Linked DNA regions of Homo sapiens: region 2 is linked to region 1. The links are chromatin contacts, found by Hi-C or POLR2A ChIA-PET in ENCODE. All regions are on one chromosome and are shown on one strand. Each heading gives the region's core, a stretch centred on a gene start or an enhancer-like site at or near the end of the contact. The rest is flanking DNA. Distances are from core to core; before and after follow the strand shown.

The links. A loop is a pair of places that touch in the nucleus more often than their neighbours do. ChIA-PET counts read pairs that join two places held with the same protein, here RNA polymerase II (POLR2A). Pooled maps may share reads with other maps.
Region 2: a loop to region 1 is called in a pooled map, with 2.2 times the contacts of the local background. The contact joins two enhancer-like sites. A Hi-C loop is called at or near these places in 1 of 50 pooled maps. POLR2A ChIA-PET finds 5 or more read pairs at or near these places in 3 of 52 experiments (B cell, HCT116 and activated naive CD4-positive, alpha-beta T cell).

What each region holds. Positions count from the first base shown.
Region 1 is chr20:34,267,994-34,273,305 of GRCh38, forward strand. It overlaps ASIP (agouti signaling protein), which reads left to right. Exons shown (of 4, transcript NM_001672.3): 4 at 998-1,351. The coding sequence ends at 1,174. It also overlaps a transcript of AHCY not described here. Among named protein-coding and RNA genes, the nearest start is that of ASIP, 29 kb to the left of the region's middle. Within about 2 kb of position 2,343, at least 10 of the 41 ENCODE cell types and tissues checked have a DNase peak (open chromatin) inside an H3K27ac peak, as active enhancers do.
Region 2 is chr20:34,470,517-34,475,828 of GRCh38, forward strand. ITCH (itchy E3 ubiquitin protein ligase) reads left to right here. Exons shown (of 25, transcript NM_031483.7): 16 at 928-999. It also overlaps the pseudogene FDX1P1. Among named protein-coding and RNA genes, the nearest start is that of MIR644A, 6.8 kb to the left of the region's middle. RefSeq lists a silencer at 2,834-2,923 and an enhancer at 3,572-4,516. Within about 2 kb of position 2,940, at least 5 of the 41 ENCODE cell types and tissues checked have a DNase peak (open chromatin) inside an H3K27ac peak, as active enhancers do.

The DNA.
Region 1 (5,312 bases), core at 1,093-3,592:
GCACATCTCATTCCAATGCTCAGTTTTGACAAGCATAAAATGTAGTTCTAACTAAAAAGTTGTGTTTAAGAGGAAGAATATTTTTATATTGCTTCAGTTTTACATTTTAAATTTAAATTAATTAAAATTAAATTTGAAAATTCAGTTTCTAGGTTGCACTAGACACATTTCACGTACTCAGTAGCCACAGATGACCAGTGGCTACCTGTATCGAAGGTACAAAAACCAGTGGCTATTTCCTTCCCAGGAAAAGAAGCAGCAAGCTGTGGCAGCAGTGTCCAAGACAGCTCCTGCTGGGTTCCTGCAGCAGGAACTCACCTGCTGCGTTCGGTGCACAGCGGGGCAGCGAAGTTAACAGGGGTCGGAGAGGCAAGCAAGGGCCAAATCTCAAAGGCCAAAAGAAAGTTCATGTTTCATTTTAAGTTCAAAGAGAAACCACTTAGGCCGGGCGCGGTGGCTCACGCCTGTAATGTAAACCCAGCACTTTGGGAGGCCGAGGCAGGCAGATCACTTTAGCTCAAGAGTTTGAGACCAACCTGGACAATAAGTGAGACCCCGTCTATAAAAACATAGAAAATAAAATAAAAATAAATTTAGCCAAGCGTGGTGGTGCGCACATGTGGTCCCAGCTACTTGGGAGGTTGAAGTGGCAGAATCGCCTGAGCCCGAGATCGAGATTGCAGTGAGCCGAGATCGCGCCACTGCAGTCCAGCCTGGCTGACAGAGTGAAACCCTGTCTAAAAAAAAAACAAAAAACAAACAAACAAAAAAAACACAAACTAGGGAGAAGACGACCAGGGCCAGGCAAGAGCCAGGTAAGTCTGGATGGGGATGGAGGTGAGGGAATCTGACTGGGGGAGCGGGCGGTGGGCGGTGGGCAAGCCAGCGGGGAAACCTCTGGTCCGGGATCTCCCTAGCCCGAGGAGCTCCCAGGCAGAGGTGAGGACCGGAGGGGTGGGCGTGGCCGGCTCATAAAGCCCCGGCGTTTCCCACGCAGAAGGAGGCTTCGATGAAGAAAGTGGTGCGGCCCCGGACCCCCCTATCTGCGCCCTGCGTGGCCACCCGCAACAGCTGCAAGCCGCCGGCACCCGCCTGCTGCGACCCGTGCGCCTCCTGCCAGTGCCGCTTCTTCCGCAGCGCCTGCTCCTGCCGCGTGCTCAGCCTCAACTGCTGAGCGCCCCCACTCCCGGCCGCGAGCAGGCAGGGCTTCGGGGACGCGGGGCGCTTCTCGGGCGGGTGATCCCTAACAGGGCGGCTTCCCAGGGCTGCAGGCGGGCGGAGGTTCCAGGAGATGGGACTTCAGGGAGACCTGGCTTGGGCTAAAATCGAAATACAATATATATAGGCTGCTCGAAGGTGTGCGGCTGTTTCTGTAAAGGTCCCGAAAGTTCTCGGTCCCTTCGCCACGGAGTCCCGCGCTGCTCTCCCGGGGCTCAGGAAACCCGGGCGTCCCAGCCTCACAGCTGCACTCCCAGTCACCGCTGCTGCCGACCTGGGGGTTAGGAACGAGGCTATCCCCTGCCTTTAAACCTGGGAACACCCGAGGCTGCCTCCAAAACCAGGAAATTCAGACCAGCCAGGAAGAAAGGAACAGCCTTTCAGTCTCACACATTTCCTCCTAGGTGCTCCCCTCTCCCCAGGGGAAAAAAAAAACGGAAAGAAAGAAAGAGGCCAAGCGCGGTGGCTCACGCCTGTAATCCCAGCACTTTGGGAGGCCGAGGCGGGCGGATCTCCTGAGGTCTGGAGATCGAGACCATCCTGACCAATATGGAGAAACCCCGTCTCTACAAAAAATATAAAATTATTTGGGTGTGGTGGCGCATGCGGTAAATCTCAGCTACTTGGGAGGCTGAGGCAGGAGAATCGCTTGAACCCGGGAGGCGGAGGTTGCAGTGAGCTGAGATCACGCCGTTGCACTCCAGCCTGGGCAACAAGAGCGAGAAACTCTGTCTTAAAAAAAAAAAAAAAAAAAAAAAAAAAAAAAAACAAGAAAAAAGAAAGAAATCCGAGGCTGGACGATCACTTGAGGCCAGAAGTTCAAGACCAGCCTGGGCTACATAGTGAGAGACTCCCCGCCACCCCACCGGTCTGTACAAAAAGTTTTAAAAATTAGCCGGGTGTGGTGGCATGCACCGGTAGTCCCAGCTACTCAGGCAGCTAAGTCAGGAGAATCACTTGAGCCCTGGAGTTGGAGGCTGCAGTGAGCTATGATCACACCACTGCACTCCAGGCTTGGCCACAGAGTGAAACTCTGGTTAAAAAAAAAAAAAAGGAAATAATCATTCCTGTTCTTGTTATAAATCCAAGGTAGTGTCCTGTTCCCTCTCTGTTCCTTAACACAAGAAACAAACACACACACCCCCACACAGGAAAGCTGCCAGATGCTTGTTTTGTTTTCTGTTATTTAGGTTGCAGTCCTACAGGGCAAGAACCTTTTGTTCCTTGTACCACAGTTGCTGCTGAGTAAATGTCATATTGGGAAGATACCGCAGTCACTCCTCGTGTTTTCCAGACACTGTTCACCAAGCAGGCACCATTTGGCCCCCAGGGGTGAGGCCAGGATGCAAAGCTAAAGACTCAGTCGATTAGTAACAAAGCCACTTGGCTGCTGGGTCCAGACAACCACATGGAAGACCAACCCATTCATTCATTCATTCAGCAAATGTGTATTGAGCACCTAGTGTGTGCCAGGTGCTGTGGACATAGTGGTGAAGAAGTCCAATATGGATCCTCTCCTTACAGAGCTTATGGGCCAGTGACCCATGGCCATTGTCTCTTGTTAGAGGTTAGAACCGTTGTTAGCATATGTGGTCTATTCCCTCAGACTATCAGTTTTGGTTTTTCTTTAGAGATGGGGTCTTGCTATGTTGCTCAAGCTGGTCTCAAACTCCTGGCCTCAAGCAATCCTCCTGCCTCAACCTCCCAAAGTGCTGAGATTACAGACATGAGCCACTGGGCCCAGCCAGTTCTTGCTTTTGTTTGTTTGTTTGTTTGTTTTGAGAAAGAGTCTCACTCTGTCACTCAGGTGGGAGTGCAGTGGTGCAATCTTGCCTCACTGGAGCCTCCAACTCCCAGGCTCAAGCTATCCCCCAACCTCAGCCTCCCAAGTAGCTAATTTTTGTATTTTTAGTAGAGACAGGGTTTCGCCATGATGGCCAGGCTGGTCTCAAACTCCTGGCTTCAAGTGAACCACCCGCCTCAGCCTCCCAAAGTGCTGGGATTACAGGTATGAGCCACCACGCCCCACCTCCTTCTCCTTTTCAGAATTCCTCCTCAAGCCTAAAGTGCTAAGAGCATGGTCCTGGGCCTCTCAAAACTCTGCTGGTCTAATGACCAGAACTGAAACTCACATTTGTGACTCAGAGTTATGGTTTGATTGTTGTGAGAATCTGGGACCGCCGTCTCCAACACCATTATTCATTCTATTTCTGTCTCACACACATAGGGTGAACTTGACCTAGGAAGATTTGCCCTACCTTTGTGGCCACTGATTGATTCAGGATCATTTCTTCCTGAAGGGCATAGCCTTAAACTTGTGCCCAAAGTTCTCATAGTGTGGCGTTGAACAAGCCTTTTTTTTTTTTTTTTTTGAGACGGAGTCTTGCTCTGTCACCCAGGCTGTAGTGTAGTGGCGCAATATGGGTTCACCACAGCCTCTGCCTCCCAGGTTCAAGTGATTCTCCTGCCTCAGCCTCCCGAGTAGCTGGGATTACAGGCATGCGCCAACACACCAGCTAATTTTTGTATTTTTAGTAGAGACAGGGTTTCACCATGTTGGCCAGGCTGGTCTCAAAATCCTGACCTCAAACTATCTGCCCACCTCAGCCTCCCAAAGTTCTGGGATTACAGGCTATGAGCCACCACACCCAGCCTGAACAAGTCACTTTTGATGCTACCATTTCCACGTTTACAAAGTGAGAAGTAAATCAGTCAGAGTATTTTAGGTGCAAACAACAGAAAGAACTCTAGCTAGCTTGAGAGAAAAAAAGGTAGAGGGTTAGTCTCCTGGGGAGACTTGGGGACCTCAAAGGAAAGATTATACAACGTGCCTCCAAAAAAAAAAAAATAGCCCCTGAGGGGTGCTAGAGGAGCCAAGCGGACAATGTCTTCCAAGCAAAGCCACAGGAATGTCAGCTCCAACCTCTTCAGTCCTTGCACTGGACCATTCAAAGTAATTCCCAGGAGAGGCTGATTCACCTGATGTGGGGCCAAGAAAGGGTGGTCCACCTTGACTGACAGTCCCATTGTTCAGGAAAAAATTCTCAAACCATGTTTCCCTCTGCTTTCACACCACCACAACAGTCATCAACACACAACAGACTTGTGTGACCCCAAAATGAGAGGGGATTTCCCCCCACCAGCAGGCAAACAATCAGTTCTGCAGTGGACACCAGCTAGGTGTCCTCCAATTCAATTCCAACACTATCTACTTGGAGATGGCATCAGATCCCACAGTCTGAGGGCTCAGTCCCCAAGACTGCCCTCACTTCAGACACCAGTCAAAAGTGGAGCCTCTAGAACTTTTGACAACTGGCTTTAAGTTGGGGTTTCCACAACCCTCTTTGGGCTCAATTAATTTGTTGGAGAGGCTCACAGAACACAGGGAAGCAAGGCCAGGTGCAGTAGCTCACACCTGTAATCCCAGCACTTTGGGAAGCCAAGGTGGGAGGATCGTTTAAGTCCAGGAGTTCAAGACCAGCTTGGTCAACAGAGTGAGACCCCATCTCTATAAATAATAAAATTAGCCAGGCATGGTGGCACAAGCCTCTAGTCCCAGCTACTCAAGAGGCTGAGGCAGGAGGATCGCTTGAGCCCAGGAGGTCGAGGCTGCAGTGATTCATGATCACACCACTGCATTCCAGGCTGTGTCTCAAAAATTAAAAAACCAAAAAGAATTCAGGGAAACACACCAGTTTATTATAAAGGCTATTACAAAGGCTGCAGATGAAGAGATGCATAGGGTGAGGTATGGGAAGGGGTGCAGAGCTTCTGCGTCCTCCCTGGGCCTGCCACCTTCTAGGAACCCCAGCATGTCTGGCTATCAGGAAGCTCTCTGAAGCCTGTCCTCTTGGGTTTTTATGGAGGCTTCATTATGTAGGCATGATTGATTAAACCATTGGCCATTGGTGATCAACTTGACCTTCAGTCCCTCTCTCCTCCCCAGAGGTTGGGGGATGGGGCTGAAAGTCCCAACCCCATTAAATCACGCATTTGCCCTTGTGGTGACCCTTTTTTTTTTTTTTTGGAGGCACATTGTATAATCTTTCCTTTGAGGTCCCCAAATCTCTCCAGGAGACTAACCCTCTACCTTT
Region 2 (5,312 bases), core at 1,690-4,189, 200 kb after region 1:
TTACTTTCAGATTGCAGGAATCTTCAAATGTAAGTAAAAGCATTTTCTGATATAATTTTAACCAGCTACTTTATTTTTATGTGTTATTTTTTCTGAGACAGGATCTCACTCTGTCACCCAGGCTGGAGTGCAGTGGTGCCATCATGGCTTACTGCAGCCTTGACCTCCTGGGCTCAAGTGATCCTCTTGCCTCAGCCTTCTCGCTAGCTGACACTACAGATGCACTTCACCACACCTGGCTAATTTTTAGTAGAGACAGGGTCCCCTTATGTTGCCCAGGCTGGTTTTGAACTCCTGGATTCAAATGATCCTCCTGCCTCATCTTCCCCAAGTGCTGGGATTACAGGCATAAACCAGCATGCCCGGACACCAGCCATTTTTATATCTATCGTTTGATATAACTGACTTTGATAGATAAATACATGTTCATACATACATGAACATGTCCATACATAGATGTTATATTCAGTGTTTTTTTCAGATGTGATCAACTATTTCTTATGTATAGATATTTACTGGAATTAATGATTTTTTATGGGTTCTAAATCAAATGAATGCCCTAGTCAAAGTTACTGTGATGAATATTTTTACACTTGAAACTCTTGTAATTAACTGGACCCATGGAAGCAAGAAGAATCTGGATTAACTGTTGGAAAATAAGATTAAGTAAAGATTTATTTGACACATTATTAAGTAAGCAGTGTGCATATGAGATCAATCTTGTGGTTCTTCTGTTTGCATATATTAATCTGTAATTAGCATGAATACTCACAGATGCATTGGTAAACATTATTGAATATAAATTTATATTCATAGTCTACTTGTTTCTGTAAGGAAAGATAAAAGTAAATAAAACTTTCCCCTTTTGATTTTTTTGATAGGCTATTTTAATGATGAGAGTTGACTTAAGTCATTCTTCTATTTCAGCAACTGGCCATGCCACAGCACATAAAGATTACAGTGACAAGAAAAACATTGTTTGAGGATTCCTTTCAACAGGTACTGTTTCATTCTCTCAATAATTTCCCCCCTGGCTGCTAGCTTAGGACCCGCTTTTGGTGCTGTCAGTTTAATCTGAATGGTTTGGAACTTCTTGAGTTGAAGTCCTTGAATTTTTCAAGTGCGATCTCATTGCCAGCCACCTTAGGGCTTAAGGGGTGTGTGTGTGTGTGTGTGTGTGTGTGTGTGTGTGTGTGTGTTTCAGGTTTCCATTTCTAAACTGGTATGATTTGAAATAAATGCATAGGTAAGATAATAGGTTTGTGTGTGTGTGTGTGTGTTTCAGGTTTCCATTTCTAAACTGGTATGATTTGAAATAAATGCATAGGTAAGATAATAGGTTTTTGGTAGCCAAAGGTCTGGAAATACCCATATGAACATTATCAGATTGTAGAAAGGAGAGGGGAAGACTTGTTTTAACACTTCAGTATTACTTGGATTTTTACAATAAGCGTATGTTACTCTTAACAGGAAAAAAAGTGGTCATTGGTGACAGTATCTAAAAAAAGATATATATGAGTTTTCAGAAGTAGTCAGCAGATTTTTTCACTTGTCTTCAGAACTTGAGTTAATTTACTCGCTGGGCACGGTGGCTCATGCCTGTAATCCCAGCACTTTGGGAGGCTGAGGCGGGTACATCACCTGAGGTCAGGAGTTTGAGACCAGCCTGGCCAAGATGGTGAAACCTTGTCTCTATTAAAAATATAAAAATTAGCTGGGCCTGGTGGCTGATGCCTGTAATCCTGTAAAGCTACTCAGGAGAGTCACCTGAACCTGGGAGGTGGAGGTTGCAGTGACCCGAGATCGTGCCATTGCATTCCAGCCTGGGCAATAAGAGCAAAACTCCATCTCAATTTAAAAAAAAAAAAAAAAAAAAAAAAACTTGAGTTAGTCTACTATTCGCCTTTATCTTGCAGATATTACTAATAACCTACTGCAACTAAATGTTAAAATGATTGTGTTATGTAGAAGATTAAAATAACTAGTGAAAAAATGTCTTAAAATGAAAACATCTGGTTAGTCCTTGTTTTATAGCCAGATGTGGAAGTGATTATTTTCAAGCACCAGTGGTATTGTAGCAACTACAGCTTCAAGAAGTACGGAATTGAATGCAAAGGGAAAAGAGGTTGAGACAGTTGGTGGTAGCTGGCTACTTGCTTTCAGAATCAGTTTTTTTCATTTCCTAATGGAACGTCAGTTATTGACATTAAAGGAAAAAGCCAGTTGGCATCCTGCTATGTAGGAGCAGAAAACTTTTTAGTGGGAAGTGGAGCTTTACTGAGGCCATTTAGAGAATTATGAGTCATCCCCTTGATCTGATGTAAGTGTCACAGGCCATTCCCCACCCTAGTCCTTGCCCATTTCTAATTTTATGTTCATAACCACCCTTTTATCACTCTGTTGGACGAGTTTCTTGAAGCAACTTGCTTACCTCTTACCAGTCCTGGAAAGATGCAAAACATGATTAAACTGTTCCTTTATCTTTTGACTTTGAAACCTAAAGTCTTTTGCAAAATAACTGACTAGATGGTTCTAAAACAGTTTTTAAAGCTGTCACCCTAGATTTGACATCCATCAAATAACTGGTTAATAAAAATATAAGAGAACAATTTGATTGCTTAAAGGTAACAAAACTAATTGCAAAATTAGCATCAGATTTTCTTTGGATAGTTGTTGGATAAAATTGCTCTGGGATAGTGTTTCTTCTGTTAACACAGCACAACTGGTTATGGGGGAAAGTACAGGAGAAAACAATTTTTTTTCCTTCATATTAGACATTTGTTAAAAGGAATTTTTTTTTAACTTTTATGGATTTATTTATAGTAAAGATAAGGATACAAATGTCTTCCACACATATGTGGTAATCTGTGGTGCTCGCCACTCCCTCCCTCCTGGGACTGACACACTGCAGCCCACGCTGCTCACCCTGGAGCCCCATCCTTGCATGAGAGAATGGCGCCACCTGGGGCTGTGCGACCTGTCAGCCTGCTCATTCCCTTCTCCAGCTCAGGACAGAGAAACACAATTCATTCATAAGGTTTCCATTCTGTTATAGGCAGAGATTTAGAAATCAGCATTGTTTTTCAAAGAGTACAAAGTTAAACCATTCTGCTTAGAAAAGAATAAACCCATCCAATCATTTTTCCTCTAGTTGAGTCAAAACAGAGATCAAACTTCTTTGATAGTGTTATGTCTGTGTTCAGACTTAGACTTCAGAATCAAAATTTTGAAATATTTATGAGGTTAATAACTATCTTTGAAGTTAAGCAGTTTACTGAGCAATTAAATATTTTTGTCCATACACATTCAGATTTAACTACTGCTATAAATTGTCGTAATTTCTCCAGTTTCAGTCTGAACATAATAGCTTATAGTAATAAGACACAGGTTCTAGTACAGATTTTCCAATTAGTGGTATGGCCCTAAACAAGCCAGGTTAGATCTCTGCCTTCACCTACATCAAACAGGAATAATAATATATTTCCTTAACCTATCTTCTAGGTAAACAGATGAGATTATATGAAAACATTTTGCTAAAGTCGCTAAACAAACATAAGAAAAAATATGTAAGGTTTTTCTATCACATTAACTATTTTTTAATATCTGACTGACATTTTTGTAATATAACCAAAATAAAAATTGCATACTTTCTTTTTTTTTTCTTTTATTGATCATTCTTGGGTGTTTCTCGCAGAGGGGGATTTGGCAGGGTCATAGGACAATAGTGGAGGGAAGGTCAGCAGATAAACAAGTGAACAAAGGTCCCTAGTTCTCCTAGGCAGAGGACCCTGCGGCCTTCCGCAGTGTTTGTGTCCCTGGGTACTTGAGATTAGGGAGTGGTGATGACTCTTAACGAGCATGCTGTCTTCAAGCATCTGTTTAACAAAGCACATCTTGCACCGCCCTTAATCCATTTAACCATGAGTGGACGCAGCACATGTTTCAGAGAGCACAGGGTTGGGGGTAAGGTCACAGATCAACAGGATCCCAAGGCAGAAGAATTATTCTTAGTACAGAACAAAATGAAAAGTCTCCCATGTATACTTCTTTCTGCACAGACACGGCAACCATCCGATTTCTCAATCCTTTACCCACCCTTCCCCGCTTTCTATTCCACAAAACCGCCATTGTCATCATGGCCCGTTCTCAATGAGCTGTTGGGTACACCTCCCAGACGGGGTGGTGGCCTGGCAGAGGGGCTCCTCACTTCCCAGTAGGGGCGGCCGGGCAGAGGCACCCCGCACCTCCAGGACAGGGCGGCTGGCCGGGCGGGGGGGCTGACCCCCCCACCTCCCTCCCGGACAGGGTGGCTGCCGGGTGGAGACGCTCCTCACTTCCCAGACGGGGCGGCTGCCGGGCGGAGGGGCTCCTCACTTCTCAGACGGGGCGGTTGCCAGGCAGAGGGTCTCCTCACTTCTCAGACGGGGTGGCTGGGCAGAGATGCTCCTCACCTCCCAGACGGGGTCGCGGCTGGGCAGAGGCGCTCCTCACATCCCAGACGGGGCGGCGGGGCAGAGGCGCTCCCCACATCCCAGACCATGGGCGGCCGGGCAGAGACGCTCCTCACTTCCTAGATGTGATGGCGGCCGGGAAGAGGCGCTCCTCACTCCTAGATGGGATGGCGGCCGGGCAGAGACGCTCCTCACTTTCCAGACTGGGCAGCCAGGCAGAGGGGCTCCTCACATCCCAGACGATGGGCGGCCAGGCAGAGATGCTCCTCACTTCCCAGACGTGGTGGCGGCCGGGCAGAGGCTGCAATCTCGGCACTTTGGGAGGCCAAGGCAGGCGGCTGGGAGGTGGAGGTTGTAGCTAGCCGAGATCACGCCACTGCACTCCAGCCTGGGCACCATTGAGCACTGAGTGAACGAGACTCCGTCTGCAATCCCGGCACCTCGGGAGGCCAAGGCTGGCGGATCACTCGCGGTTAGGAGCTGGAGACCGGCCCGGCCAACACATCGAAATCCCGTCTCCACCAAAAAAATACGAAAACCAGTCAGGCGTGGCGGCGCGTGCCTGCAATCGTAGGCACTGGGCAGGCTGAGGCAGGAGAATCAGGCAGGGAGGTTGCAGTGAGCCGAGATGGCAGCAGTACAGTCCAGCTTCGGCTCGGCATCAGAGGGAGACCGTGGAAAGAGAGGGAGAGCGAGACCGTGGGGAGAGGGAGACGGGAGAGGCAGAGGCAGGGGCAGGGGCAGGGGCAGGGGCAGGGGCAGGCAGAGGCAGGCAGAGGCAGAGGCAGAGCTGCATACTTTCAAGAATGACAAAATTTAGTAGTTATACAAGGTGAATTAAAATAGTAAAGCTAGTCATAA